Linked DNA regions of Mus musculus: region 1 is linked to region 2. A link is a loop called in an ENCODE intact Hi-C map of the cell type or tissue named here. Cell type or tissue: left cerebral cortex. All regions are shown on one strand. Links, peaks and the distances in the headings refer to the core of each region. The heading gives the core; the rest is flanking DNA. Region 1 holds the start of Gm38790 (a long non-coding RNA gene). Region 2 has its middle 140 kb from the start of Chrm2.

What was found. Hi-C counts contacts between places; a loop is a spot of excess contacts. Peaks named below come from ENCODE experiments on the same cell type or tissue, not always from the same donor. Only the 100,000 strongest peaks of a DNase experiment are listed, where the experiment ranks them.
Region 1: a loop joins it to region 2, with 2.1 times the contacts of the local background. A loop is called at or near these places in 6 of 42 quality-filtered maps.

What each region holds. Positions count from the first base shown.
Region 1 is chr6:35,995,919-36,011,951 of GRCm38, forward strand. It overlaps Gm38790 (a long non-coding RNA gene), which reads right to left and starts at 3,777. Exons shown (of 4, transcript XR_868978.1): 1 at 3,492-3,777; 2 at 1,240-1,364. In left cerebral cortex, for the core only: a CTCF peak has its summit at 8,965 (motif pointing right); DNase peaks (open chromatin) are centred at 6,241, 8,964 and 10,461.
Region 2 is chr6:36,241,028-36,257,060 of GRCm38, forward strand. No RefSeq gene overlaps it. Among named protein-coding and RNA genes, the nearest start is that of Chrm2, 140 kb to the right of the region's middle. In left cerebral cortex, for the core only: a CTCF peak has its summit at 8,267 (motif pointing left); a DNase peak (open chromatin) is centred at 8,246.

The DNA.
Region 1 (16,033 bases), core at 5,362-13,361, 240 kb before region 2:
ATTGGGCAGATAAAAGGGAAGGTGGAGAGGAATGCAGGCGGGAGAGAGAAGGAGAAAATGGAAGAGGGAGAGGATGCAGAGGAGGAGGAAGATGAAGAAAAGCAGAGCAGAAGCACATGGCCTGGAGAAACCGCAAGTTCTAAGGGGTCTCATCAGCTGTGGAAGATGGTAGTGTAGTGGTAGATCTGTCCAGTCTAGGCACACAGCATGTAATCACATTAACTGTGTTGTGTTTTCATTACCAGGGCATATTTGGGAGAAGATTTACTGTAACATATCCCTTTCTTGATGGGGACATAATGAGAAAAAAATCTAAAATTGAATAATCTAAGGTCAGACTGAAAAAATGAGGAGGAAATTTAACTGTAAGCAAAGAGAAGACTGAAATGAAGATTAAAAAAAAATGCAGCTCAAATCATCGGGGTTGGATACTTAGGAATCAGCTCATGTGATCTGCCATGATGTCAACTAAGGAAGTTCACATGACCTCAGTGGGGAAAGAGAAGACACATGAACAAAATCTTTGTTCATGATAAAACTCTCAGAAGCCAGATAGATTTCCTTAAGTAAATGAAGGGCATCTCTGAAAGATTTCCAGCTAGCTTCTTACTTAGTGGTAAAATTCTGAATGTTTTACTCCTAACACTGTGAAGACAACAATGGTTGCCCTTCCTATTGGTGTTCAGCATTCTTACAGAGGTTCTATCAGCCTGACAACGTAGGAAGAAGCGACAAGAATCATACGGATTGCAAAGGAAGCAAAATCATTTTAACTCAGAGCACATATAATCACTGTATACAGAAAATCCTCAAAAATAGACTATTGTTCCCAGTTAGTTGGCAACATTGAAATTCAGAAAGCCACAAACCAACTGCAATCATGTACAACTGCACCCTCTAGCAATTCCAACAGCACAGATATATAAAGTGCTTAGGGACTCTATTAATCAGGGCTTAATAGGAGAAAAGGACAGGATGAATGTATTATGATGGAGACTCATCAGATTGGCTTATACAGTATGACCTGTGGTGGGGGTGGGGATCCCACAATGTAAACATAGACCAGCCTAAGGACATGACAGTTATACAGTCTGGGAAGCTGGGTGCTTCAGCTGTCCCCACCTGGCACTGAAAGCCTTGAGGATTACTAGGGAGCTTCTGGTCTCCAGTCTAGGTAGGAAGGCCATAGAAGATGAAGGATGGCAGCAGCAGCAGCAACAGCAGAGTTGGTACACTCACCTGTGAGGAGGAAAAGTGATGGGGGATGAGGCTGCTTTGCTCTTCCCTTTTCCCTCTTGGATCTGGGTTGTGCATGAATGGTGTTGTCCATGTTGAGGGAGGTTCTTCGCCCTCAGTTAACCATTCTGGAAAATAGCATCAGGGACCTACTTGGAAGTGTATCTCTTAGTTGCTCTCAGAATCCATCAAGTTGACAACTAAGAGTGACCATCACAGAGGTAAAATACCGGAGCACCTGCAACATCTTTACAATGAAGGTGAATGTGGAAAGAGACATGAGAATCAGACATATAAATGGAGAGATTACCCATTTCCATGTATTAGGTAACTAAATACTTATTTTATCTTTTAATCTCTGTAAAGTTCTATGTACATTATTTTTGATCCTATTAAAAATCCCAGTGGGGTCCAGAAATGGACAAAATAATTGTAAAATAGTATAGAAATGAAAGGACATGGAGTAACAAAACAGTATTAGACAACAAAAATCAAGTGGTAAGCCACAGCAGCAGCTGCTGCTGATTATATATGTATATGTATATGTATATGTATGTGTATGTGTATGTGTATGTGTATGTGTATGTGTATGTGTATGTGTATGTGTATATGTATATGATGTATATGTATATGTATATCAACAAATCTAGTAGAACAAAGTAAAGTTATAAAACAGATATATACACTGTAAGTCTTCTCAAATAGGCCTATCTATTATTTAAGAAGTTAGTTGAGCCAACGTGTTTAATTTAGAATGGACCCAATGCTATTTAACATATGTTTATGAAAAATGGTTATACACAGAGGCAAATAACAAAATTGCAGTGGATAAATAAAAGGAAGATATGAAAGGCTTATGAATTAGCAAATATGCTGTCAGACTCTTAACAGAGACTCTGTGATGAATGCTATTCTGAAGATAAGACACAAGTTCAGACCTTATGTTTCTTGTTTTGGGAGATTAAATTTACTTATGGAATACAAAAAGAATTACGTACATACTTCAAGAGTGACGTCCAGATCTTCAGTCATACACCCGCAAATGTACTGAAGACACAATGTGATTAAAACTCTTAAAAGAGCTTTTGAAGCAGGGCAAACTGAGCCAATACAGCATCTTTTATGATATTTAGAATTTTAATGTGTATATGCTTTATTCTAATATGAAAATGGCTTGTTGGCGTTATCTGCACGTTTCTTAAACTTACACAGAGGGTAGCTTGTAAGGGGACTTAATGACTATTTGATATCCTGATAGATATGTAAAATAACTTTTCAAAGGTTAAACTGGGTAATAAATCCAAATTAAGACTGTTGAAAACAAGAACAGGATGAGAAGGCGTCGGAGAGGTTGACTTACTGGGAAGGGTTGCTGTAGTTTCACGAGCCTGGTGATTTCTGTTGTTGTGGGAAAGAGGGTATTGCATATAAACAAATTTGTAAGGCCATTTTTATAAATGCTTCCCCTGGGGCTTCCTGTGCCTGTCAGCAAGAGGTGGATCATGCAGAGAACTGAGCAGAAGAAAGCTAAACAGCAATTCACTTTAATCCTGCACTTTGCATTCAGATGAATATGCAAATAGGTTCAGTGAAGTGAACCTGGCTACACTCTCACTTTGAAACTCAAGTTAAATTGTTTTAAATGGGCAGAATGCAGAGTAGCTCATGAGCTCAATTTATCTCTTTTTAGAATCTTGTGGTTTGGTATCATTCTGAAGTGATCTTGATTAATCCATTTGGAAGGACATGCATGGGGGTAAAAGTGTTTGTCTCCTCAGGCTTGTTTGGTTTGATTAGAAAATACATCTTCAAAATGTATTTATATATTTAAATAAGATATATTCACACAAGTTATAAAAATTTTATATAAAAATAATTTATAAAAGTTATAAATTTTAAATAAAATCTAACTTTTATAAATGTAAACATAAAATTATATGAATATAGATTAAAGATGTATTACATACTCATAGCAAATAGATACATGTCTGTCTATCATCAATTGTCTCCCTGTATCATTTCCTGCTTTACTTAAAGGATAATGATTTTAAATCTTTAAATATCATGATAATTAGATAAATCTCAATTACTTAGCTTTTCATGTTTTAATTCTTTTATCTGTTCTTTCTCCATTAAATTTGGTCTACTGATAACACAGTTCCAAAGGAGTATATTGTATTTTGTCATAAATTACCTTGAAAAAGATTTTTGTTCCTAAAACTGCAAGAAACTGTACTCTTTCTTCCCAGACTTACTTTAATTGCTCTCTTCATTCTCTTGCCTCTTCCTTGCTTCTTTGTCAACTCTGTGTTCAGGCAGGAGAAGGAAATACTCACTCCCAAAAGAGAAAAGAAGACAGGAACAAGGGCTGCTGTAAGAGCAGGAGATAGGATCCTATGTTGCAATCTCTACATTGTATTTGCTGATGTCCGGTTATCTTCCAAAGAAGCTAACTTAATTTGATACGGCTGCCTGAGAACTGGACGTTGTAAAAGCTTTCTGCAAGATTTTAATGCGATATTCAAATGGAACGTAGCATCACTGAACTATGCACAGTGCTCAAATGAGGTTTATAGTAGAAAGTCTAAACTCTACTCCAAAGAACCCAGTGCCAATAGTTGAAGGAAATTGAAACGCTTTCCAAATCTTAAACTATGGGAGAGGTTAGATATTTCTGTCTCTTGCAACAATATTAGGACTAGTGGTTCTCAGAATCAGAAGACTAAACATAAATTATTTTGTCTTGTTCCTCTCTGGAAATTTTTCAGGAGCAAAAGAAAACAAGCAAACAAAATCATTTATTGCATGAAATTCATTTCCATTTATTATAGAAACAAAGAATTTTATGTAGCTAATTAATCCAGGGAAGAGGTAAGAAACGCTATGCTCCAAGGTGAATTGAATCATCAGAAGCTTGGGATGGGACCTGCACAAAGACTACCTCTCTTACTTTAGGGAGACAATAATTCTCTTCCTTTTGCAGATTGTTCTGTAGACAATTAAGGAACGAGTGCACCATGGACAAATATTCCCAGTAAGAACGTATTTATCTTGTGTCACAGATGAAAACAGGAAATAGAAAATGGAAGGAAGCTGGTGCAGGGATTTGAACACAGCAACTCTGGTATCCTTGGTTTTCTGGCCTTACCAAGAAAGAACTCTGGTATCTTACTTCCTCCTAAATGAGCACCGTGCCTGGAGGCCATTCTAGGGCCTAACACTCCAGTGTTAAGACTACCTGGTGAATGGCTTTAGAATTGGATCTCTGTAGTTTCATGGTGAAATGGACAACATTTATTTCTCAGTTTCAGCTCATCTACTAAAGGATTTTAGGATTACATCTTCAGAATGGGGAGTGTTATACATGCCTTGATCAGGGCTCAATAGAAGCCCATTAAAGGAAAAGCTAAATTTCTGGCCTCGGTGCAGAGCTTGAATTTCAACATTCCAAGCTGCAAAAACCATAAGAGTTAATCTGATTGGGCAGGTCAATCATTTGGCTAAGAAACAACACTTCAGAAGCAGTGACCACTTCAAGCCATGCTAAACAGATAGGAGTGACAATAATGCCTTCAATGTACCTTTACTTTCCAGAAAGCCTGTCCTTGGTACAGTACCTTATAGAGTTGTAGCCCTGAGGCTGAGCTAAGCCTGTATACTATTTGAGTTATAGAGAAAGCAACATTTCCCCCATTTCTTCTTTTGTAAAGTTGTCTAATCCTGGATACACTTTACCAGACAGTTTGCCCTTTCTGTACAGCCACCTTTCTTTTGTGGTGCCTAACTCAATGGCTTTCTTTCTTTGTTCCATCTCCTTCCTCCAGACAGCTGCAGAAATGCACTCTTTTCCTGCCCCCGATTCCCTCATAAATCCTGATAGTCCTGCTGTTGATTTGCATTCTGAGTTTGTTTTAAAGTTATTTTATCAAGAAAATTGAGAACCTAAGAGAAAAGTCAATTTTCTCAATGATACCCCAATTAGGAATCCTCAAAATTTCTGGTAACATAGCATATTCTTCTTTCTTGAATACTTTTAAAAGTGCAGATAGTATATCCATCAGTTGAATTTTCTTCCAAGAGAAGGAACATAAAGGCCATTAGTTTCAAGGACCAAAAAGATTGCAAAGGGGCAAAGCTCTTGGAAAGCATTCAGAAGACGACCCAGAAGGCAAAGTCAGCTCCAGAAGCATTGGCTCAGTTTCAAGGAAAAGTTTATCTGACCCTGACACTATCAAGTCCATTCTTACAGGTGGGTGAACAAAATTGGGAAATTGATCTTGATATCTTTAAAAAGAAATTGTATTTTCTAGGCTTTTACTAGGCTAAAATAAAAATTTTCCCAATCATCTGTCTGTTCCTTTTTTAAAATTTTAATTCCTAATTAGATTGCTTGTGAACACTCTGTCTCCAGCCTAGCTGCTGTCTTGATTGCTGGCAGCTTGACTCAGAACTTCAACTGGAAAATTCAGACTTGACATGTGGAAGGACAAAGTAAGAAAGGGCATGGGGTTCTATACAAGTTCTGTTGCTTTATGAGTCTTCCTGTGTGTGTGTGTGGGGGGGGGTGGTGGTGGTGGTGGTGGTGGTGGTGGTAAATAGGCCAGTTGGTTAATAATAAAATATAATACAGTTTCCATTTGAAACTTCGTGCTTATATAATTGTTTCAAATACTGTAGGAGACACAACACACATATCTACTTACCCCAGATAGGGAATCCATGTCAGACAATACACATACCACCAAATCTGGTGAGTTAGTGAGTTTAATTGAGTTTACTTAAAGGAATGTAGGTGAGGAGTTATTTGCAGGAGTAGAAATGATTCAAAAAAACATCTGTTTCACCAAAGCACACCCCAGCATGTATGACAGATCACAAAGCTGAGAACCTGGAACAACTGCACATCCAACAAGCAGCTCTATAGGTTGGAGAGTGTTGTTTCTCGGTGCACCAATTGATCTAAACCTCTTTCAGGCAGCTCAGCTGGTTGCTGCTCCTTCAAGGCAGCTGGTCTGCTCTGCCTTTGCAGCTTTTCTCCTCTTAGAGTATTCTTAGCAGTTCAACTTCATTTGATTTGAGCAGGACTCTTCAGCTTTTAGTGCTTACTCTAATGGGGAGGGGCATAGTAAATGGAACTTACAGGAACTTCCTGAAGCTATTTTGAGTTGTTTACCTTTCTGTTTAAGGAGCTTCCTGAAGGATAGAATGTTTCAATCTCCGAGGAAACTGTTACACAACACCAAAGATACAGAATTTGCTCTCAAACCTACTCTACTGAAAGTAGAGTGAAATGGGCTGACCAGTGTACGTTCACTCCTCATATTAAATCCTGTTTTTATTTGTTTATGCATTACTTTGTTAATAGTGTCTACTGTAAAGTGATTTAAGTATTCTCTTTTCTATATATTAATATATCTTTTGTGACTCACCAAACTCAGGGCAATAACTATAAAGCCTATTATTAGAAGTTCAGCTCTCAAATGAGAAAGCACAATAAATTTGAATGTGAATGACTGTAACTCAAACGCATGAGTGTATTTGCTTGCTGGGAACTGGCTTGTTGGAAATATTCACTGAGTCAGGAGGTTTGGACACTCCACGTGAGCCTAAGTAAAGTGGGAATCTATCAGCATCCCCTGACGACTAGGTTCTTACTTCATACAAGTGGCTGTCAGGAGAAGCGAGAAAGGATCAAAACCATGTGGGCATGGCCTTATTTTCTCACTCATTTAGTCATCTAACTTATATAGTACTAGGCATCAGCTATATAATGGGAACTGCACAGAACACCTGCCACGAAAAGAACTAAACATTTAGTAGAGAAAATAGATATTAAACAAATAATTACATAAATCAATGTATGTGTAAAATGGGTTAGTTCCTGTGAGGGCAAGTTCAGGATGTTGAGAAAGGAATAGGGGGATTTGATTTGGCTGAAGGCATTTCAGGGAGCCTGGGCAGATATTTTCCCTATGCTCAGAGAAAAGAAACTCTCAAGTCCCTGAGTTGGCTGGAGTTTTGAAGTGGGTAATAAATGCAGGTGTGAGATGGATGCCTGGGTTCCTGGAAGGACTGGGATGATGGCTAATGCATTTACCTCTTAGTAAGAGCGCTGTACTTCTGGACGGGGCTGGTGAGATGGCTCGGTGGGTAAAACATGCTGTCAAGCTTGACAAGTTGAGTTTGGTACTCAGAGCCCACATGGTGGAAGGAGAGAACTGACTGCCACAATTTTCTTCTGGGGCCCATGTTTGTGTGTTGGGGTGTGTGTGTGTGTGTATGTGTGTGTGTTTGAGCACACATTCACTCTCCCACACATAAGTAGATAGATGGATGAATGGATATGTAGGTAGGTAGATAGATAGATAGATAGATAGATAGATAGATAGATACATAGATAGATAGATAGATAGATAGATAGATAGATAGATAGATAGATAAATAAAATGTGAGTCTTCAAAGAATAAACCATGCTTCTGAACTTTGTCCCAGCCTTCTAATTAGCCTCTCTCCCCAATTGTCACTCTGGCTTCTGGTGTTTGCTCCTCACCCTGTGTTCTCACTACTCTTGCATGTGGCATTTCCTCATGAGTACACAGTATCACTGGAGAGGATGATCTAGTCATTTACTAAGTCTCTAAGACAAATTTGTCTTCTTTTGGAAACCCTGAGTAGACTTCTAATTTCAAAAATGGGTTCAAGGTTGTGCTGAAGAGAGGAACACACACACATTGTATGGAGCAAGGCTTTCTTAAACAGCTGGCTGCTGTATGTATGCAGTTAGGCTTGTGTGTGTCTTAGGGTTTGAGAGGAGTAAAAAAATTATGCTTTAAATGAGGAAGGGCATAAGCATCTATGGCAATAACATAATACAGGACAATGAACAGGAAGTAAAATGGATAGCAAATCACTCTTATGTGGCCCCTCAAAAAATTGTATAGTAATTCATTTTTACCAAGGAGAAATAGCATCTAGAAAGAATTGTTGGTAAGGGGTGCCATCCTAAGTTTGACTAATTTTAAAATGACACTCTTGTACCTACTTCTATGGTTAACCTACTTACATCTATATTTCTATATTTACAAGATATTTTTAGAACTAGCTTTATTTTCTTATTTAGTTATCTGACTTTTTTGTTTCTCTCTCTCTCTCTCTCTCTCTCTCTCTCTCTCTCTCTCTCGTGTGTGTGTGCATTCTTGAGTCTAGGGATTTTAAAGACCCATTTTTAGTACTTCAGTTTGTTAGCAATGAGTCTGAAGTTAGATATTAAAATTTCACCTAAGAGTGTTTACTTAGAAGCTCTGAGAGTGCACTGGACAAGTGTGAAAAGTGATCGACAAGCAGAGAAATGTCATGGAATTATTTCTTTTTATCCATTCACTTACATGCTTTCTTGCTATTGTTGGTTTCAGTGTCCAATGGACTAGCAGGTTTCAGGAACCAAAATGGATAGGTACAATACAGTTTTCCTGGTATGAAGGTTGTGTGATGTAAATTGCATTTATTTAACCACTTAGCATAGTGCCTAACAGAGAGGAATCAGGACTCATTCCTAAACTCACCAAGTACCACAGTGCTCCTCATGTAATTCTCAGTGTTGGGACTCTATTCTCAAGTCTTGTGCCTTTGATACAGTATCAGATAAGATTCAGACCAGGCCACAAATGCAAGCAATGCTGAATGGGACTCTCTGACCTAGTAAAAGAAACTTGCAGCTGAAAAGCTTGTCCACTAGAGGGCAGAGCTCTTAAGTTGCAAGCTGTGATCTAGTACAGTAGGTAATGGGATTCTATCAGATGTTGTTTGTTTTGCCCATGCTTTGTTCCAAACCATAGTAACAGAGTGCGTGAAAGACATGCTTAATCCCAGGTGTGCAGAATAAAAGTTTCACTTTTCCCTTCTTAGCAAAGCATTTCTTTCCTGAGAAATGTGTTGTAAATCTTGACACCCTTAGAATATGCTGTCTGACTACTGAAGCATTTCCTTGTATCTAATATTGGTTGGAGCAGCAAGGAGAGAGGCAATGGTAGCTCTATTTCCCAACCTCATTATCTCTGTTGACCTAACATACTGGAGGTCTAGGAACCTCCCTTGCTAGAGTTGATGAAAATTAAAGCATGAAATAACAGTTCAGGGAAATTGTCCAAGGCACAGAACATCAAACTTGGAAATGATTTTAGCGTGCACAGTCTTCATTTTATTGATAATAAAATGAAGTCTGAGACCAGGAACTGACTTTTTATTAAGTACACAGCTAGTAATCTAAGACACAAACCAGGCCTAGAACCAGGTCTCATTTTTATACACCATTCCACCTTGCTCATCAACCTGAGAAATATTTGGGTGACCCTGGTTCACAAAGCCCCTCAGTGTCCTGATTAGAGAACCCTGATGAGATGCATCGTACAGATACAGTTGACTCGGCATTAATAAATACTATGGTTATACCAAATCAATTCATCTTCTATTGGATTGGATCTTACTTTTAAGAACACCTTAGAGATGCATGCTTCTTCATTGCTAGGCTTTATAAGTGGGGAATTTACAGTTGAGAAGTTATATGATCGTGTTGGTCGGCTGATGTTGATTAAGCAACCTCATCTTGATTTAGTTGAGAAACAGAGGATCAGGTATGGACTGGGGTTGTGTGTATGGGTAATAGTTTTCTGCCCTTTTAAATCTGATGATAATGAACCACTGATGGGCTCTAAAATTAGATGTTAGAGTAGGAATTGCAGCATACAACACAAGGCTTATTCAACTTGCAGTGAAATAGTGTAAGCGATGATTCCAAGCACAAGCGATGCCTTGAGTTGAGAGCAGGTTGGTGTGGTTCCACTGTGTGATGAACTCCCAGGGCTGCTCAGCACTTCAAACCTCATTCTAACCCCTCAGCTCATATAGGCTAGACAGTTCCTTAGTAAATTTACCTAAACTCTATCCATGTCATGCCCTTTTCCCATAGATGTTCCCTGTACCTTTGAGGCATCCCCAGTATTGTAGTTAGAGAGACCCTCTTCGGAAGTCAATTTGAACATGCCCCTTCCTGGGTTGAAATTCCTCATCAGCTCACATCTTTTCACACAGGCATCTGTGTGCAGTGGAGGGGGGAGTATATGCACACAGTGTCTTTCTCCTCTTCCCCTCTTTATTTGCTTCCCTACATGGGACACTCCCTCTCTGACGTGTCTTTTCTTGCTAAAGTTAAATTTGTCTTTGTTTGATGAGACTAGATTTTTTTTTCCTTTTTTTGGCATGGGCTGAATTTCATCAAAAAAGGAGGTAGGTATTTTAAGTTGTACATAGCAAATTTAAATATTCTAAAATATTCCACCTCCAAAAAAGACATAATATATAATAAAATCTGGGCTGAACAGTCAGTAGGCTCCTGATGTGGCTTGACCTAAATTCTGTGCTCCCTGGGGAACAGTGTAAGTGTTTTGCAACATCTTCTCACACCTCGGCCCCCTATGACATTTGGCTCCAAATGCTTATGTTCCATCTCCTTTTTAAATGGTAGTAATTTTATACATGACAGCTACTAAAAAACGTGAGGGCGAAGGGATAGAGGGATAGAGTGTCCTATTTAAATGACAAATGCAAGGCTGTTAGTGCAAATGTGCTCTTTATCAATAATTGAGCATTTTAGCTAAAACTTTAAGGCAGGCACTATCCAGTAACAAAGATTGCTTGTGAAGTCTTGGAAACCCAGGTTCCGCTAGTTATCAGACACCTTATCAATGACCCTTGCAGGATAATTCAGATATATTTTCAGCCCATTTCAAATCTCTGCCTCTCCTAGCATGTGTTAAGGATGGTGAGGGGAATTTTTCTGATTTTTCTGATTTTTTTCCACAGGGAGCAGAAATCTGCAGCAGATTTGGTAAATCATTCGCTGTAGTGTTCATATGGATTGTACTCATTCTGTGGGGCTAGCGCTCAGGTGCTTTATGAGGGCTTATGAGCAGAAGTTCGTAGATGAGGGAGTCCTATTGATCATCCAGTAGGGAAACTGACTCATGAATAGAATGTACACGTGGCATCTATATGGTGCTGTAGAAACAGGTATATGTCAATGTTCTGGCTGAGGAGAGCAGGAATATATTAGATGACAATAGATGCTAACTTCCTGGAGAAGATGCTACCGGTCCTGCTAGAGACCGAAAAGAGAAGGAGAAAAGGGCTTCGCTCAAGAAGTAGAGAGCCATGGCAGAAAACCTGGTGTATGCAGTAGTTTGGAGTTGTTGAGGTGCAGAGTTCCTAGGAGCCATGCTCTCTATAAGGGGATAATTTGGTCCAGGGACTGCTGATGTACATGACAAACGTGACTGATGAGGTACAAACATTAATTTTTCTGATACCTTCTGCAAATGCGCCTTTAAATATTCTTTGTGAGTTTCTTCTCGTTAAAATATTAATATCATTTAGAGTCGTGGTATTTTACTGTCAGATTACACAATATATCATTGTAAATGCATCTGTGATACGGATGACAGAAATGGGAAAAATCTCCCTTTGTTATCTTGATAGGATACTGGATATTCACTTATGTATTTATGTATTTATCAGAAAGAAGCAGAAATTCGAAGGAAAAGAAAGCCGTTGGATCTTAAACATCGCATTGATTTGTGTCCACCTTCACCTGCAATGACAGTGTCCCAAACCCAAAGGACTTCTTTGTGGTAGAGATCTTCATCTCGGAACCCCAGTGCTAGGCAGCCAGACAGCTCTGTCAGTCAGTTCTGGAAGCATGGTAGTGCTGAGGCTTCCTAAAGGTGATGTGTTTCACATCTAAGCAGAGAAGGACACACAGTTTTTTCAGAACCTTAGTTAAAGATCACAACCCAAACCACCCAGTCTGTGATTTCAAGACAGGAAAATAACAAAAACGTAAAGCTTAGATGTCTGCCGAATGAAATCGTTCTTGAAATTTCTTTGGGCTTTTGGTATTAGCTTGCCAAAGAGAACTGACTATGACCTGGAGAGTAATGGGGAAGTCAAGTCCCATTATCAAGATGCTTGGCCTTGGATGTAACCACGCTGTTCAAATAGGGAATAATTGCTACCACAAGAATTGATGCTACTAACTGTCGAGGAGCTCCACTGTGAAAACACTTTGCAAACCCCAGAAGCATGTCTCCACTCTGGAAATGCATGCCACCTATGTTTACTTATATTTTAACAGATAATTGATCCTTTTTCCAAACCCTGGAGAAACAGTGCTGACCTGCAGTGGATCCTTCAGGCTCTGTATGTGAACACTAAAGCAAATGTTCTGTCTTTAATTTTCATTTCAGTATCATAATAGATGATGACCAAATAACAAAGCAAATTACTCCCCAGTTTATCTGAATCCATTTTTGCACTGACAGAAATAACGCTCTTGGCTGTGTCATGATTTGGCTATTTTGGTAACCTCCAGGCACACATTAAATCTTCTATTTTTCAATTCAATTGGTGTTGCAAATATCAGTGATTATTTTGGTTAAAAAAATGAATTGAGTGTGACCTAAGAGTTCTTACTCTCCACTTGATGCTCTAGCATAACTGGGCTGCCTTTTTACGGACTCTTGTGGAACCAAAATATAGATAAGAACAATTAGGAAAATCTGTAAGCAACTTTCAATCATGAATTCAATGCAGGTTTAATCACCTTAAATCAATTTAGTGCCACTTGGCTCCTGGCTTGTCACTCGCTTCTCTAGGGTTCTGGGAATGTCAGACGATGGCGATACAGACTTTCATGCTGAGTGATGGAGTCTAGTGAATGCCAAGAAGGTGCCAAGTGAGGCGTCTTTGTAGGGTCATCTCACTCACACCCCTGACTCAGGCCTTTTAGAATTTCTGAGCCCTTCTGCCAGACTTATCCCTGCGAGCAATTTGGTGGCTGAGCAGTGACATTTCTATTCAAACAAACTGTCAATGGAGCCAAAATAATTGAGTGGCCTTTGCTCTTTGGAACATGTAATAAAAAACAAGTAATCTGGAGATTTTTTTTCTCCCTTTCTTTTAGACGTATAATTGTGCTGTTCTAAGGTAAACAGAGATTTGATGGAGAGAAAGTCATCTAAGATTTCGGTATCCAGTAGCATCATTGATGAATTAATTGAGCAGTATGACCACATATGTATAAATAGATACTGTATTCCTCTGGAATTGCATGAAAAGATAAGCATAGAAAAATAAAATATCCCTCAATATCTCTGAAGTGTATTACATCATCAGGGTGAGCTCCCTACACCCCTCTCCTAACTACTATCTTATGTTGCCATCTAATTATTTAAAAATTACTTTCTCTAGTCATAACCTGGTCATTTCTTAACTGATGGCAGATAAAGCAGAACAGATATAAGAATTGATGAAGAAGATGATGTTTGCTGATTCATTTTGCTGCATAGGTGCAGAATAATTGTATACACAGCATTCTCCAGAGAAGAGTCTGAAAATGGTAGAAGTTTTGTGTTTCTCCATACACCTACCTGATCACTTCCCTAAAAAGTAAGTTTGAATCAAAGATCTGTGTGTGGAGAACAGGCATGCTTTTGGAGGTTGCTTTTACAGGATTGAGCTGTGATGTTTTTGCATCTGCAGGATCCCCAGGCATGCCCTTCTATGTATCAGAGTGTTTACTCTCATGCGGCTCCTCTCAGAGCAGCTTCCTTTGTTTGCCTGAACCTGAATTTGGTGTGATTTCATGTGTGCTGAGGTTGAACTTGACAGATACTTGTGGCCCCACTGGAACCGATATGGCTTTGAAATCAAGCACATTCTACTGACATAAATCATGGCTATTATGGACTTTTTTAGTTAGGGTTTTACTGCTGTGAACAGACACCATGAAAGGAAAGTCTTATAAAGGATAACATTTAACTGGGGCTGGTTTACAGGCTCAGAGGATCAGACCAGTATCATCAAGGTGGGTACATGGCAGCATCTAGACATGAATGGTGCAGGCAGAGCTGAGAGTTCTACAACTTCATCTGAAAGGCTGCTAGTGGAAGACTGACTTCCAGGCAGCTAGGGTGACATGCTTACAGTGAGGCACTTACTCCAACAAGGCCACATGTTCTAATAATGCCACTCCTTGAGCCGAGTATATACATACCATCACATTCCACTCCTTGGCCCCAATAGGCTTGTCCAAATGTATGAGTCTATGGGGGCCATACCTAAGCATAGTATAATGTAAAAATATATTTGGTCCAACTTCAAAAGTTCCCATAGTCTATAGCAGTCTCAACAATGTTAAAAGTTCAAAGTCTCTTCTGAGATCCATCCAATGACTTAACTTGAATCCCCAGAGGAAGACAGGAAACCAGCTGGTCAAACTCCAAACTCTATGTCTTCATGTCTGATGTTAAAGCAGTCTTTAGATGTCCAATTCCATTTTCATCTTTGTTGACTGTAACAATGTTCTTTCTCCTGGGCTGTTTCCACTCCCTGCTAGCAGTTTTCCTCAGCAAATAGTCCATGGTGCTGGCATCTTGAACATCTTTGGATCTCCAAGGCAACTTCAATGTTACAGCTTCTTGTTTCAATGTCTGGGATCCACACATGATCTTCTGGGCTCCTGCAAAGGGCTGGTGTTACTTCTGCAGCTCTGCCCTCTGTAGCACTCTAAGCTCTAAGTGGAGTTGATCCACTCCACTGCCACTGCTGTTCTTGGTGATCGTCCTATGGTACTGGCATCTCCCAATAAACTGAGGTCTTCTGCTGCAAGTAGGCTTCACCAATAGCCTCTGATAGGCTCTCTTCATGGTGCCAAGCCTCAAATCCTTTGCATGACCCCTTTAGTCCTAGGCTGTCAACTGTAATTGAGGCTGTTCCTTCATTAATGGCCTTCCTTGGCCTCTCCCAGTGCCAAGCCTGAGCTACTTTTCATGACACTTTCATGCCTTCAAAATCAGTACCACCTGGGTAACTCTTATACATTACCAAGTAGAGCTGCAATACAAGGTACAATCTTGGCTATCTCTGAAACACTGCCTTTTTGTGTTCTTAGAAAACACTTTCCAGAAGATTTCTCCTCAGTGATGCTGGTCTCTTCTTAATCACTACTAATTTCTGAGTTCCAGCTAACCAGCATCAATTTTCCTAGTAGTCCCTTATATTTTTCACTCTAAAGCCAGAACCACATGGCTGAAGCTGCCGCGTTCCACTGCTTGTAGGAGCTGGAACATGGCTTCCTTGTTCTATTACATTATCACTAGCTTTCTGTTTTCTAATTCCTTCACTACCTAAGCTTGGTTATCTTGGAATCTGCTTTGTAGATTCACTGAACACAGAGATGTGCATGCCTGTATCCTAAGCACTGGTTCCACCAAGCCTGGATTTAAGTTTTTCTTCACCTGGAACTTGTTCTGTTCTAGGCTGGCCTTGAACTCAGATATCTGCTTGTCTTTGCCTCCTAGGATTAAAGGCTTGTACTACAATGCCTGAATCTAAATTTAGCTGGGTAGGATCTTGCCCCACGTTCACTATTCCCTTAATTAAATTTAATATCCTTGAACACAGGATTCAGCTTCATTGTCTTCCTTGAGCTCCTTTAATACTCAAACCATATATTTTATATATTTTCCTTTCTCAGTTTTCTATGCTTATTTAAAATGCTCTTCATGAGACTTAACCAGAGAACTAAGTCTATGAAGGGAGGCTCTGAGACTTCTTTTGTCAGTGCAATTAATCTGAGTCTCTTCACCTTAGCCTCAGGCAGACTCTTCAGACAAGGGCAAAGAGCAGCCATTTTCTTCATCAAAGTACTCCAAAAACAGTCTCTAGGCCACATACTGAAGTTATT
Region 2 (16,033 bases), core at 4,277-12,276:
TGCTCAAAAAAGAAACAAGAAGGAGAGATTAGTTACAGGGGTCTCTTTCTCCTTGCCTCTATCCTTTCTCTCCTACTGTAATAGGGGGTGAAACCAGGAGGAGAAAAGGTGGAGAAAAAGAACCTACAAAGCAGAAAAGGCCAGCTAACTCCATCAATTTAATTATGTCTTACTTCATAACCTTTAAGATATTTATAGTTTACCCTTTGATATGTGCTTCATACTCTTCGTTTATTTCAATATTAATTCACTTTTTCCAGATTGATTTCTCTCCACATAGAGTATTTTTATTTTCTTCATGCTGGGTAATTTTTGATTGGGTGATGGCTCTTGTGAGCTTGGTTTTCAATAACAAATACTCATATAGCGATTTGGTGTTGTACATTTACATCTGCACACTTTCTGTAGCAAACACTCTGAGCTGTCTGGTGTTAGAACCGTTGCCTCCTTGTGGTACTTTTTCCTTTCTCAAGGAGTTTCATCCAAGGCAGAAATCTAGAGAAATTGTTTAGCTTACTTACCTTGAACATCCCCCACTTTAATAGATCATAATCTTTTTCTTTCCATTGTTGACTTTCTGGAACATTTCAGATAGCAGATAATAGTGGTGAGGCACCACTAGATTGTCGTGGTGACTGGCTACAAATGTTCATGGGGAAGTAACTTCAATTTTATTTGTTGGTATAGAAAACAGATAGCTTACGGCCCATTAAGTCATCTTACATGCAAATTCTTTGAATACAACTTTTAAAGCTTTTAATGACTCCAACAGATATACAGAGTTGAAAGGAGGCTTAGCGGAATCTGGGTGCTTAAAAAAAAAAAGACATAAAATTCAAGGTTGCATGATACCTCTCAAAAATTTGCTCCCAGTGTTCAGTAATGAAAGACTCTGTCCACTTAAAATGCTGCAGTGGTGTTATCCAACTTCTGAATGACAGCCTAATTTTTCCACATCCACCCACCTATTAGACTTGTAAGGATTTTTATGGGCCACGCATTTTCTTCACAATCCATTTCCTGACCTTACAGTCATTCCAATGTTATCCCCAAAACATGAGGCAATGCTGGACAGGGCAATGCTTTTCTGGAACACGAAAAACTATGAAATTACAGATTTTGATTGGCTTTTCTGTGGTTCAGAATGGCTATTGTCTCTAAGCACTTGAGAACAGTGCACTAAGTAACTGCTATAGACATTTGGAACACAAGGCATACAGTGCGTCTTAGATCTATACTGCAGTACCAAGCAAAACCGAAATGAGTTCTCCATGGAAATTTCCCATAGCAGAATCACAATATTGGCAACATTGATCGTCTCATTTTTATGAGGATACTTGAACTAAAATGCATTAGACATGGCAAAATATAAAACTAGACAATTTTCTTGAAGGGGTAGACAATTTATAAGATTATAGAATAATGAACTCATAATTTTATTGGAAAGGCTGCATATGTTAACCTTTCAAATATAACAAACCTTTAGTGTCAGTGAGAAGTTGTATTTCAGTTAAATGATAGCTCAATTCCCCAAAGTTACAATGTACTGTACTAGGCATTAGTGAGCAAAATTCAGCCATATGTCTTCTTAGACTATAAAAGTTCCATTATGGGTTTCAAAGTAGCTACCCAAATACAGTTGGTTTTAGTTAAATTTCTTCTGCTTAACTTTAAATAAATGGTTGCCTGTATCCTTTCAATATAGATAGAGAGAAGTAGATCACAATATCTTTATGATGACATTAGTGGATGTATTATTTATTCAAGTTTCATAAAATATATTGATATAGATTTACTTATAATTAGAGTTCTGTAACTATTATGCTAGAATTTTGCTTCTAAGGTGGTTATCAGTATTAAAAATCAGCTCATATGAAATGAGAAAAAGCCATCTGTCATGACATATTTGGAGCCATGATAAGTAGATCACCAACTTAAACTTTATCAAGTGGAGTCATTCAAGGAAAAAGTGAAATTGTTAATGTCTAAAAGACTGTTTTTTAATGACTAGCCCTCTGACCTTATGAATCAACTGGGAGATGTTCACAGTTTTCAAAACATTGAGTCTTCACATCCATCCTTATAGCATATATTTTCACTTATTAGTGATATTTTCATTTCTCTTTATCACGCTTGGCAGTTTTCACTGTATTGTCATGTATAAAGAATTTTTTAAAAGTCCTCATAGATAACATGTTTGCTTGCTTGAAATGTTGTTTTCATGTGCTTTGGAATACTTTTAGACTTAAACAAAATTAGTCTAATAGTAAAAAATATTTCATGTATCCTTTCCTTTCCTTCCTCTGATATTTGTATCTTGATTATCATAGTAAAATAATTAAAATGAAGAAACTAAAGTCAACACATTACTCTGAACTGAGCAATAAACACTGTCTTTTGTACACCAGTTTTTCGCTAGCTCCTTTTCCTGTTCAGGGTCTAACGCAGTATTCAATGCTCCATTTATATCAAGTGTCTTCACTATCGTCTAACATTACAATCCTCAGTTTTTTGTGAACATGGCTCTTAAAAAGTGAGAAACAATTATTTTTTTGCACCTTCCCTCTGGGCAATATAGAGTTTTTATCGTGCATTTTTACTATTGTGGTTAGAAGTCCTGAGCCTTCGGTAGTGATCTGTACTGATAGAGAACACCATTATATCTTGTTTTAGTGGTTTCGAACTAAAAAATCTGCCAGCCTCTGCCTCCCAAGTGCTGGGATTAAAGGCGTGTGCCACCACCAACCGGCTGGTTTTTGCTTTTCATATCTTGGTTTAATTAACCAGTTCTTAATTTTACTTTGAAAATTAGTCTTTCTCCCTTTGAGATAAATGATTTTGGAATGTAGTTTTCAAATGATAGTTTTGGAAGAGCTACATTGAGGGCATCCAGATATCGTACCTCTTCTCAAACTGTTGCCTGCTAATTTGAAAAATCTATGAGCACATGAACTCAGCAAACAATTACTATTACTGTGTTCTAATAGTGATTTTCTGTTTTCTTAATTTCTTCTACATCTGTCAGGTAGAATGTTCTATAGCAAAGAGCTTTATATTTAATAAATTATTTGCTTATTCTATTTATATTATCATGATTTCATGTGTGCTTATGTGACTGTTTTAAGAATATACTTTATATTACAGAGATGGGATGAAGACCCTAGGAAGATATCCTTAATTTATTCATCCTTTGTGCTTTTATTCTCTATATACTTAAATTTTACACATACAATGAATAAGCAGCACCTTATTGCCAGTATTACTTTATGTAGTATACCAGCCAGAATTTTGTCAATATGGCAGGAAATACAGAGAACAATGTAAAAGGAACATGGGTTTATTTTGGCACATGGCTTCTAAATCTTCAGACTGTGTTATCTGGCTCATCTATAGTGAGCTTTGGGTAAAGCAAGCCATCATTGTGGCAGGAGCACATGGAGAAGGAGGATGCTCAAGTCCTGGCAGCCAGGAAGCAAGAAGAAAATCATGACGGGGCTGAGACCCTTCAGAACAAGTTCACAGCCACTCTCTTGCTCTCACTGGCCCCGCGTCCTACATTTCAAACACTTCCCAATAATTTAGTCATGATGTGAGTTCATCAGTATATTAATGCTTATTAATTCTGATGTTTTCCTGCAATGCACTTTGATTACCTCCATTTCCAATGTCATTTTCTCTTTGATAACTTCTGGAGAAGGGAGAGACCATTTGCTTTCTTATGCTCTCATGATCCCTGCCTATTTCCTTGTAAGGCTTGGCATGTTTTGAATCTTGACTGAATGAAATCTTTAAATTTTCTGTCTGCATCATTCTGCAAAGATTGATTAGACATGCTGAAGTGACCACCTCATTGTCAGGTGCAGGCTTACTACACTCATTCCCAAGTGTGTCCCTTCATTCTCTTGAGAGAGTGGCTTTTCCCAGGGAGGGTGGGAACTCCTCAGTGGAGTTCTCCATGCTGCATATCAAGTAGCCCAGGGGACTGTTAGCCTCATCATTCGTCCATGTTATTTGCTCTTGTTCTCTTTCCAAGGCTTGGTCTTCTGAACAATTCTCATGTTCACTCATATCTAGGACAATAATCATGGCTGTTGTGAAGTTCTTGTGATAGCATTCCAATGAGCACCATAGTATCTAAAGTTAGTTATGTAGACTTTGTGAAAAAAAATCTATCCAGAGTATGACTTTTTTCTTTTTGTATCATCACTTTTGTTAAAACACATTCATTTTCCATAAGATAGTATGGTATGACATGAATTGCTTTATTCTTCCCATTTGATATCCACTTCTTTCTTTTGCAAGGACTTACTGTAGAGTTGTATAGTCATATATTAGGATTTGCTCTGGGATTGAGGTTTGATGTTACCATGGTTACCTTGGATTTGAAACAGTCTTCAATTTCTCATAATAGTTTGTATTTAATGGACTCTGGGGATTGGAGAGTCTAGGTTCAGATTTAGTTCTTATCTTTACAGTGTCTCTAAATATGTGTTTTTTATAAATATATAGCAGTATGCAAATACTTCTTCACTTAATATTTGCCTCACCATTGGTCAGTGTTTGCAGTGAGAGTTTCAAGTACATTGTTTCCCTGAGATACAAGTCAGTTCTACCTGGATTCCTCTAAGAACTGTGCCTGAAATAGCTTATATTGTTTGGGGAGTTTCTTATACCCCTCTAACAACTCAAAAGGAAGATTTCCATGCTTGACAAACAGCATTTATTTTAGGTAAATCTATGGCTCTTGTGGGAAATATTATCATCCCAAGCAGTGTGACTTCATTTACATCATGTGTATGTGGGTATGCATTATATGTATTGAGGAAATGCTAACAAACTGAATGTTCACTTTAGTGCTCCTAGAGTACCAGAAACAACAGCAGAGAGAAAAACACTAGTACATGCCTAATGTCTTTCTACCTGCACATTGTGGATATCTACAGCCTTAAGCATTGCATCCCATTGCTTTGCACTCACAGTAGATCTACTTGCCAACATTTAAAACTGTCTTAGTTTCATCATGAATATTTCACCTATTTCCAGAAAGATTTATTTTCTTAAAGGTAATATCTCAGGGGAAGTTTTCCAATTCTTTCCCTTCACAAATCAAGGTTTCTTTCAACCCAAACTATGAATAGGTAGGAGGAAAAATTCTATAGTTCCCTCACATTATGATAGGCAAGGGTATAATAATAATTCACTAAAATCGAGCAAATTGGGGATAATAATTATTAGCATAACAAATGTTTATGTGTGTGCTTACCTATATATTATTGTTCTTATTTTTCTATTTCTTATTTCTTGATCCTTAGATTATGGCTATATTTTGTCAACAGTTTTGGTAGTTGACCTGAGTGTAAAAAGTATTTTCTTAGGGTATTTTATTAATTGTGCTGCCTGTATTAATGGGAACACTAGCTATTATGCACTAGCCAAGAATCACAGAAAAATAAAATAGATATATAGGTGCAGTTAAACATTAAAAAGTTTAGTTCAGTGTCACAATGTACAGGATGGAAGAGACTTTAGAATTTATCTAATTCAGTATTCTAATTCAACAAAAGCATAAAATACAAAGTCACACTGTTTGGGAAGATAACCATCTATTTAAATTATTGTCATTATAATTGTTGTTTCTATGTTGAGAGAGCTACTGCTGTAGCTAGGTCCTGATGCAATATTCTTCCTCTTCAGAACAGGACCTGACAGAATCTTATTCACAGATATTGAATGTAATAAACATGAATCTGCTAGCAACTTTTTCCTGGTCACAAACGGCTACTGCCCATGCAGGGCTTTCACTGTCTGCATGTGGTTTCCCCTCATCTTAGATCAGGACTCAGACTATTTGCTCATTCCTGAGGAGTGAAGACATTGACAGATGATATGATGCCAGCAGCTTCCTGTCAGCCTGGAGATGAAGGGGTACCCACAGCAGGGCGGGGGCTCTGTCAGCTGCTGTCACTCTGTAGTCCAGAGCTTGTGTTTCCCACTACCTGTCCTTCAAAGAAGTCAGTTTCTTGCAGGGAAGCAAGATCTGTAAATCCTCTGTAAAGAATACAAAGGTGAGGGGGAGCAGTACACATGATAAATGAGCTTGATTCTTCAATCTGGGCCTGAGCCTGCAGCGAGCCCCTATTTATTCTGCCCATTCCCCTGTGGGCATCCAAATTGCTTGAGTTTCAGCTACAGACTCCTATGCCAGTCTGAACTGCCACACATCTGCTCTAAAACCACTACACTATATCTTCCAGCAATGGTGCTGGTATGTGATAGCAGAAAGGATGCCAGACCCGAATCTAAATGATGTTGGTCATAGCCCTGGGCCTGTAGTGGATTGTGTCTGTGACCTTGGGCAAATGCTTTCTGTCTAGACCTTCGTTTTGTTTATTTTCTAATTCCCAAATCAGATAAGCACTTAAGTTCCTTTTAGCCCTGATTTTGTGATTTCTAAACAAGTGATTATAATAATAGCTATAATCTATTGCACATACACTTTGGATCAGACATTAGACTAAGGCTGTCTACTCTACATGGATACAAATATTCATTCAACAAAACAGGTCTTAATGAGCAAAGAACTGCAATGGATTGATACACAAAAGGGAAAATACATTTCTTCCTGGTCTCAGTGTGTGTGTCACTGGTACACAAGCCCCTTTAATCTGACAAGACAGTGAGGACATTGACACATGTGTATGACAAGCACAGCACAAGAATGGTTTCGAAAAGACTCAGGGTTTAGAGAAATTTTTGGGTTAGAATTTTCCATAGCATTTGAGGGCTTTTGTTTTGTTGTTTGTTTGTTTGTTTGTTTAGCTGAATAGCTACTGTGGGAACCCCTCCCCATAAGAAAGATGAGCTAAGCATTTTCTCCCTTGGAACTCCAGATACACTTTTATAATTGCCTTACATTTTTATGCAAAAAGAAATCCTCCCCTCCCAAGAATGTCTCAGTTTAGAATTCTGTATGACAGAGAAAGTGACAATTAAAATTAATCACATTGTTAGATATCCTTGCATATTCATAATATGCTAGGAAAGGATGACCTTATAGATTTATAAATTAGAAGCATAAAATGAGACATTAGGATAAATATTTTAAAATAATGCGGTAATATTTTCAATGTTTGCTGAAGAAATTTTGATTATCATTGTATTTTCTTCAAAAGAGGCCAGAGTGGTTAAAAATGAACCAATAACACCTAGTTGCTAAATTCCACAATGGCCCTCATTTTTTCATCTTATTTATTTATTTATTTATATCTCTGAAAATATTGTATATACATGAATATCATGTATCCACATTGTGTGTGCAGCCAGCCTAAGGCCCTGGGTGTCTCCCTCTATCCTTCTCCGTCTTATTTTTTGAGACAGGGCTTCTCAGTGAACCATAAACTCACCATCTGGCTAGGCTGGCTGTCTAGAAAACTCTGGAGTGTTGCCTATCTTAGATCCTCAGTGCTGGGAGTACAGGCACAAACATCCAATACAGTTTACATGTAGTTCCAGGAATTCAAACTCAGGCCCTCATATCTACAGAACAAGTAATGTACCCATGCTCCATACACATTTTCTCTGAGACTCATTTATTGCTACTCATGGTTTTTCCAATTGAAAATTAAAAAAAAAAAAAACAATACTCAGTACACCCTTTTTAAAAGTATGAACATATCGGTTCTAGACATGTAGAGCCCACGGTAATACTAATAGACTTTTCATAAGATATGCTGTGAATATTTCTTCCACACTCATTGATTCAAGTGATCATAATGATTTTGTTACTTCTACGTGTAAAATAGTCATCATTACTCTTGGGTAAGAAAAGAAGGCCTAAGGTGTGTTGTTGTTGTTGTTTGTTTGTTTGTTTTTCTTTTTAAGCCTGGTGTACAACTTGTAATACAACCCATCTGAGAGCTCACTCTTCTTCCTGTCTCATGTCCTCATGGGATAATCTGTTTTTTTCCTGTCCCTCCTGCCTCAGAATCTAGAATATTTCTGGGTCTTTACAAGGTATGTTCTATCTCCCCAAATTTCTCCTGCCAAGGGTCTAGTCTTCTTTGTTTTCAAGCCACTGCTATCTGTCACCTCTGTTAAGGGCCTTTGAAGACACGCCTGTCTCTAGGTGATTAGTTCTTTCTCACTCTGTGTTCTCAAAGCTAGTGTGGGGTCACTGCAGCCCAGCGATCATGTACCCCATTAGGCTCTAACAGCACAGCCAGAACGATCTTCAAGTTCCCATACTGTCTTTTGCCCCCTAGTGGAGAAGAGATAAGTTGCAGCATTCTGTCAAGAAAAAAAAAAGAGCACACTAGAAATGTTTGTTTTTATTCAATTCTCTAGATTCTAGAGTCTGGAAGCTGCGTTGAGGATATTTTTAGTACTTCAGCTATCTTTCATTCATAATAGATGAAGCTGATAGGATAGAAATAGGAAAATGGTGATTTTTTTAAAAAAGTATTTTTCTTTGAAGAGCTCTTTACATACTAATATCAGGTATCTGAGAACAAAAACAATAACAAAAAGCAATGCAGCCCTGCCATGACTTCATGTGGACAAAACAATCTAAGTTACATCCAAATAGAAGATCTTAATACACTGGAAGTTTATGGTGCCTTAAAACAATATACCTGGTAGTTAGAGAGATGGCGGAATGGTTAAGGTGGCTAGTTACTCTTCTAAAGAACACAGGTTCAGTCCTCAGCGTGTGCGTGGCAGCTACTCCATCTATAACTGCAGTTCCAGAAGATCTGATGCCGCCTTGAGAACAGAGGAATTAGTTTCTGCCAGGGCAGTTGTTATGAGAGGTGATCTGGGAACTTGCATGGTCTCTCACTTCCTGTCTTACTGTGTGGTCTCTCTGTCTTGCATATGTTCCTGCTATCATGCTAGCTGTCATGAAACCAGGAAATTGTGCGTGGTATAATGCAGCCAGAGGCCCTCATTGGAACTAAGCAGACACCACCAGTACCGTGTCCTTGGAGTTCTAAATCCATGAGATGAATAAAATATTTTTTTTTCTGAGTTAAGTATTCAAATTTGGATATAGTACTTTAACCAGACTATGACAAATGGCAAATTGTATCATGTTATAGTCAGGAAAGGGATTTACCAGGAAACTCCAATGGAGCTCCATCCATAAGATTTTCACAAATAGAAAAGTTAAAGGAAAAAATGGCTCCTAAGTGCTTCTAAAGAGGTCCCTGGCGTTGTATCACTTTTGTTATATCTTATATGTTCAAAGCCAGTTGCCAACCTATGATAGCATTTCCTGGAGTAGTGTAAATGATCACCACTCCCCTACAATTGTGATATTTTACTTACATCACCATCGCAATTCTGATAGAAAACTTGCCCATCCAGAGTCCTTCCCATGTTGAAAACATTGTAACTTTATCACATGACTAACCATTATTTCATGACTCAGCACTTGCCACAACCAAGAGTCAAACGGTATCAAAAGTTGTTCTTCAACGTTTTTATACTATATCATTATTCTTTTAGTTAGACCAATTCAATTGTGTAGATACCCTTAGATTTCCATGTAAACAAACATTGCTATATTTTGTGCTTCCTGGTTGTGGTGGTTTGAATATGTTTGGGCCATGGAAAGTAGCACTATTAGGAGGTGTGGTCTTGTTGGAATAAGCATGGCTTGTTGAAGAAAGTGTGTCACTGTGTAGGTGGACTTTGAGGACTCCAATGCCTAGGCTCCCCCCAGTTCAGAAGGATTTTCCTGATGCTGAAATTTATCAAGATGTAGAACTAGGGCTCTTTCAGCACCATGCCTGCCTGGACACTGCCATGCTTCCTAACATTACTATAATGTGTTGCTGTAATTCTCCAACCTAATATTTCCTAGCAATGAAAACACAACTCAAATAATATAAATACAAGCTGTGCACCTAGATTGGGCAGACGTACTGCTACACTACTATTTTCCCCATCTATGAGACTCCTTATAACACAGAGTCACCTCTCCATCACTTCATCCCTGAAATTATTTCCCAACCATCTTTTTGACTCATCTTAAAAACCAAGAGAAAAGTAATGAGATAGCATTTCCCTTCAAGCCTGTATGCCTCTGCTGTGAAACCCATGATTCTTTTGATTTTGTTTCTTCTATGCTTGACATCTCCATTTATTTTCACACAACATACTCTACTTATTTATTCTTCTGTATCCATTTTGTAATCAGTTAACCCAGCCTGTGTGTGTGTGTGTGTGTGTGTGTGTGTGTGTGAGAGAGAGAGAGAGAGAGAGAGAGAGAGAGAGAGAGAGAGAGAGAGAAAGAGAGAGAGAGAACACTTTCAGTCAGGTGTGGAATCCCAGTATTTGGACTGTAAAGAAAAGAAGGTCAGGATCAAGGTCATCCTTGGCCACATAGCCATATGAGGCTAGCCTAGGCTACATTTGGCTCCATCTCAAACAAACTAAATAATTAATTAAAAAGGAAACTTGAGCTTTGACAGTATTTTAACCCCTACAATCAATACATACACATTGCATAGAAAATCCTGTCTGTGTGTTTCCTCAGTATTTGCTCTCAAATTATTAAAGTATCCAAACATTTTTTGTTTAATTAGTTTAAATCCAACAACAGCATCATATAACCATGGTGCTATTTTGGAAAATCTGATTTTAAAAGTGCTCTCTCTGTGACGGAAGTATATTTTAAAAATCAGTCACTCTGTGGGCTACAATTAAAATCTGGGCAGAATGGCTGTTTAATTTGTCTAATGTGTCTGCCCAGTGGTACACTACTGGCAAACAGTGATTTTTGTCTCCAGAGTTGCTGACAGAGATGTTGTGGGATATACTGGAGTGGAAATGTTCTCTCAGCCATGTGCTTTCATCTCTGTTTCAGCAATATTAGAATATGAGCTAACCACAGTATCCTTACAGAACCTTCTTGGGGATCTTCTCATTTTACCAGGGTGAGTTAAGGTGAAGAAATGGTTTTGGTGCACAAATCCACTCAAGCAAATGTATCGAAACCTCGGCGTCATGACACTCTGAGGGGAAGTAAGTGAGATGCTCTCACCTCTGGGCACTGGCACACACCCAATCCCCTGAATAAGCTCGTCTTCTCCACAGTATTGTCTGACGCATGTGTCAATAGCACCATCTATTCCCTCTGTAGCTAAACAGACACATGAACAAAGTACAAGGATCTATAATATGGTTGACTCTTCATTTCTTTCTGATTCTGTAAAAAAACCCAACCAACCAAAAACAAATCTCATTGGCAATCCACTATATGTTCTCATGTATGATTAGGAACCAATGATCTAAGCAGTAAATATGGCACCCAGAGGGAGAGAAGGCAGCATGAGGATGCTTAGAGCTGAAAGCAGCCTCTAGGCTGAAGGATGGAAAATAAGGAGTAAGGGACAAGGACTGTCTCAGCGTGGAGGTCCAACTAAGGAGCAAGAGCACCATGAAAGATGGAATGAGAATTCCACAAAATGGATTAATTTGTTCAAAGTAAATGCTCTTTACAGCTTCAGTACCTTTCACAATGAACATATTCAAAACAATTCCATCTACACATTTAAAGTCTTTTAGGAAGATGTCACAGAATAATTTACATGAGCAAAAAAAAAAATAGACCATAGTCACCAATTCAGTGCAGACGTGACTTTAATCTAAATTTTCGTAGAACATTCTTGCTGTCTCTGCTGCTCTTGTTCCTTTCCTCTTATAAATGTATGTTTATCTGGGCCCCTGTACATGGATTTCTGATAGACAGATGGAAGGCCTGCAGAGAAGCTGGGCTCATTTTATGCTTCCTTGTCTGAGTCTTTGCATCTCAGGCCAAGCTGGGACACTGATTAATGTGCAATACAGATGTCAGCTGTGCAATCAACAACATTTGACACTGGCTGGCAGGATGACTTCTCTGTGCAGGTGACAATCTCCATTTTCTCGGGTTTGTGTAAGTATCTGCTCCTCCCCAGGAGAAGAAGTAGCTCTGGGGCATCCCAAGGATATTGATTTCCCAGACTTGAGGTTGGAAAAACAGAAGTCCAGATCTAGCTTATGAGATTTCTTGTAATATTGCTAAGAAGCAAAGATGTTTAATGAGGACTTGCCAAATGATCATAAATGCAAATGATCCCTTCTTTCATAGCTACTCCAACAGATGGATTTCCAAGTGAGAGAAATAATTCATCCACAATATACAAAGTTAATGCATACTTGATTTTCAAACCTGGGTCTGACACTTAAAAACTTGGTCACTTTATGTAAGGTTAATGGCTATCTGAATCTCACATGTGTGTCTGTTTTATAAGTGTGATAATACCTGTACAATGTACTATTGAGATGTTTAAATGAGGTGATCTGTGGTAATCTATGTGGCACACGCAGTGAGTTCTAAGGAGTGGTGGCAATCTCATCTCCTTTCTAATTCTCTTTTTACACTCATCTGACAATATAAACATGTCCTAATGATGGCAAAACAGGTTCCTTATAATTTCATGATGGATTAGTACTTTAACTATATTTAGGTGGTGATAATGATTGGTCCCATTCCACAATAAGGACACAGGTTAAATTTTATTTAAACATAATTTCAGTTATTGGCTCAGAGTATATCCAAAAATGGTGTCTGCCATGTCATCCTAATAGATTGTCCTTATGATGATGCTTAACATCAAATGATATGTAAAGAAAGCCTGTTTATAACTTGCTTATTTGTCTCACCAATGTTATTATTCTCATGTCACATATGAGAGTGAAGGTATATTCATGCAAACACTCATAAATATACATAATTTTTAGTAAAGTTACAATTCCAAACTACAGGTATGAAGCATTACCATTGTTTCTGTCCTGTAGAGCCTGAAAACAGCTGCAAGCTGAACCTGAGCTCCTCATTTACATACATAGTCCAATTTGTTCAAAGACATATATCAGACACCTGTCAATTCTGTCACCTTATTCTCTAGAAGACTGGACAATTTCCCAAAAAGCTCAAGTATGACACCAAACCCACTTTATGTTACAGTCAGTTTAAAAGAGCTTCATTTCCAAATTATACTGCGAATTAGCATCTAGCTGAAGAGTGGAATAGAAAATCCTGATGAATCATGTACATGATTTACCTTGATTTGTCAAGAGTGTTCAGTAAAGTAAGTGAAAACACCTGTCCATCGTTGGTTACCTATATGATCTTTATTCTGTGGCCTTCTTGTCCAAACATGTGCTCATTGCTTCTATATATACTCTGATTTATTATGTCTTCTGGACCCAAATATTTTCATCAGTTAGCTGATTGTTCTTACCTTGATGTTTCCACCTCCTCCTCAATAAAAACAAATAACAGTAGTAACAATAACAAACTCTCAGTTAAAAATCTATTCATAAGTGAGGAAGGAATCCAAATTGAAGATCTCCATCAGGTCCCTTGTCTCAGAGCTCTGCAAACCCGGAGGAAGAGGGATGGGAAGAATTATAGGAGATAGAGGGGTCAAGGACACCAGGACAACACAACTCACAGAATCAACTAAGGGCTAATGAGGACTCACAGGGACTGAAGCAACAATTATGGAACCTGCAAGGGTCTATGCTAGGTCCTCTGTATGTATGCTATGGTTGTTGGCTTGGTGATTTTGTGGGAATTCTATCAGTGTGAGTAGGGGTGTCTCAGACTCTTCTGCTTACTCTTGGGACTCTTCACTTTTCTCAAACTGGGTTGCCTTACCCAGCCATGAAATGAGGGTTTGTGCTTAGTCTTATTGTATCTGGTTATGCCATGTTTGGTTGATATTCCTATGAGACATGCTCTTTTCTGAAGAGAAAAGGAGGAGTGAATCTGGAGGAGAGGGGAGGGGTGTGTGTGTGTGTGTGTGTGTGTGTGTGTGTGTGTGTATGAGAGAGAGAGAGAGATAGAGAGAGAGAGAGAGAGAGAGAGAGAGGAGAGTGGATAGATGGATGGATGGATGGAAACTGTGGTCAGGATGTAATGCATGAGAGAATTAAAAATAAAGTATCTTCTATCTAGCTAAACAGTCCTTTAGAACACACACACACACACACCTTAAAAGAAAAGCCAAAATAGTATCACCAGTGGATTTGCCTCACAAGAAATGCTGGGAAGCTTGAATTATTATGGAACAATGCTCATGAACAATGAACTGCAAAGAGAACCTGCACTGTACAGGTAAGAAGGCTGTCAAATTCACAGTACTCTAATGCAATAATGGCTGTAGCTAAGTCATTTTTTTTTTTGCTAGAGTATCAATATTTACAAGGCTTAATGTTAAAAATATCTATGAAAAGCAGCTAATCATATACAATGAAAAAATATGGTAACAGTAAATAAACTATAAGGAAGGATGCTGGAGAATAGTGTTTTAAATATGCTGTGGAAGCTAAGTTATCAGCTTCAAATAGATCATTTTTCACTAAGTGATATTATATGTAAGACTCAGTTACTACAAAGAGAAAACTTATAGTAAATACACACACACAAAAAGAATCAAATCACCTGTGTAACAGGTCATTATTGCAAAGAAAAAGGAGAATAAATACAGCAGAGAAAACATAAATCAGAAAATACCAAGTGACCATTTGAAGTTTGGAAATGTCACTGATCACAAAATAAATATATAAAGGGGTTAGATTCTCAAACAGAAATATCTTTACTGAAGAGCTTTTTATAAATATTGATCTGTATATTACACATAGGAGACTTGTGTGGACTTTAAGAGCACATGCATACTTAAATTAATGTGATGGAAATACCTATTATACACTATTGATAACCAGAAGAGAGCAAGGGTAACTATATTTATATCATAGTGAAATAGTCTATTCAAAGACTACATAAAGAGACAAAAATATTGATCCTATAACCAGAATTGGACTTGTTCATCAAGAGGACTTGATAATTCTAATGCATAAACAGGACATAATACATAATAGCAGAACAACTAAATATATAATTATACATACATATGCATATTAATTCAATATTAGCTGAAATTAAAGGAGAAATGGATAGAGATCCAATAATTGTAAAAGATTTAGGACCTCACCTTCCATGATGTGGAAACCAAAGCATCTACTAAAAAAAAATCCAATAGACTTGAAAAACAATCTGAACCAAGTAGATAAACATGAACAAAGGTTACATGCAATTTATATACTTTTATTCCAAGCATACACAACATTCTCCACTACAGACCATTAAGTCACAAGAATGATCTTAATTTAAGAATACTGAAACCACACCAAATATCTTTTTCAAATACAATGTTGAATTCAAGAACACAGCAGACAAAGACTCATAAACTCATAGGCACACAAAAAAGATCAATGAATGAATCAAACAAATTCCAAAGGAAGCTATCAAATATCTTGAGAAAACTAAGGTAGAAACACAAGTCATGAAAACTGACGGGATGTAGCAAGAGCCACCAACAGATTGGGAAAGGATCTTTACCAATCCTAAATCCAATAGAGGACTAATGTCCAATATATACAAAGAACTCAAGAAGCTGGACTCCAGAAATTCAAATAATCCCATTAAAAAGTGGGGCTCAGAGCTAAACAAAGAATTCTCAACTGAGGAATACTGAATGGCTGAGAAGTACCTGAAAAAATGTTCAACATCCTTAATCATCCAGGAAATGCAAATCCAAACAACCCTGAGATTCCACCTCACACCAGTCAGAATGGCTAAAATCAAAAATTCAGGTGACAGCAGATGCTTGTGAGGATGTGAAGAAAGAGGAACACTCCTCCATTGCTGGTGGGATTGCAAGCTTGTACAAGCACTCTGGAAATCAGTCTGGTGGTTCCTCCAAAAATTGGACATAGTACTACCAGAAGATCCAGCAATACCTCTCCTGGGCATATACCCAGAAGTTGTTTCAACTTGTAATAACGATACATGCTCCACTATGTTCATAGCAGCCTTATTTATAATAGCCAGAAGCTGGAAAGAACCCAGATATCCCTAAAAAGAGGAATGGATACAGAAAATGTGGTACATTTACACAATGGAGTACTACTCAGCTATTAA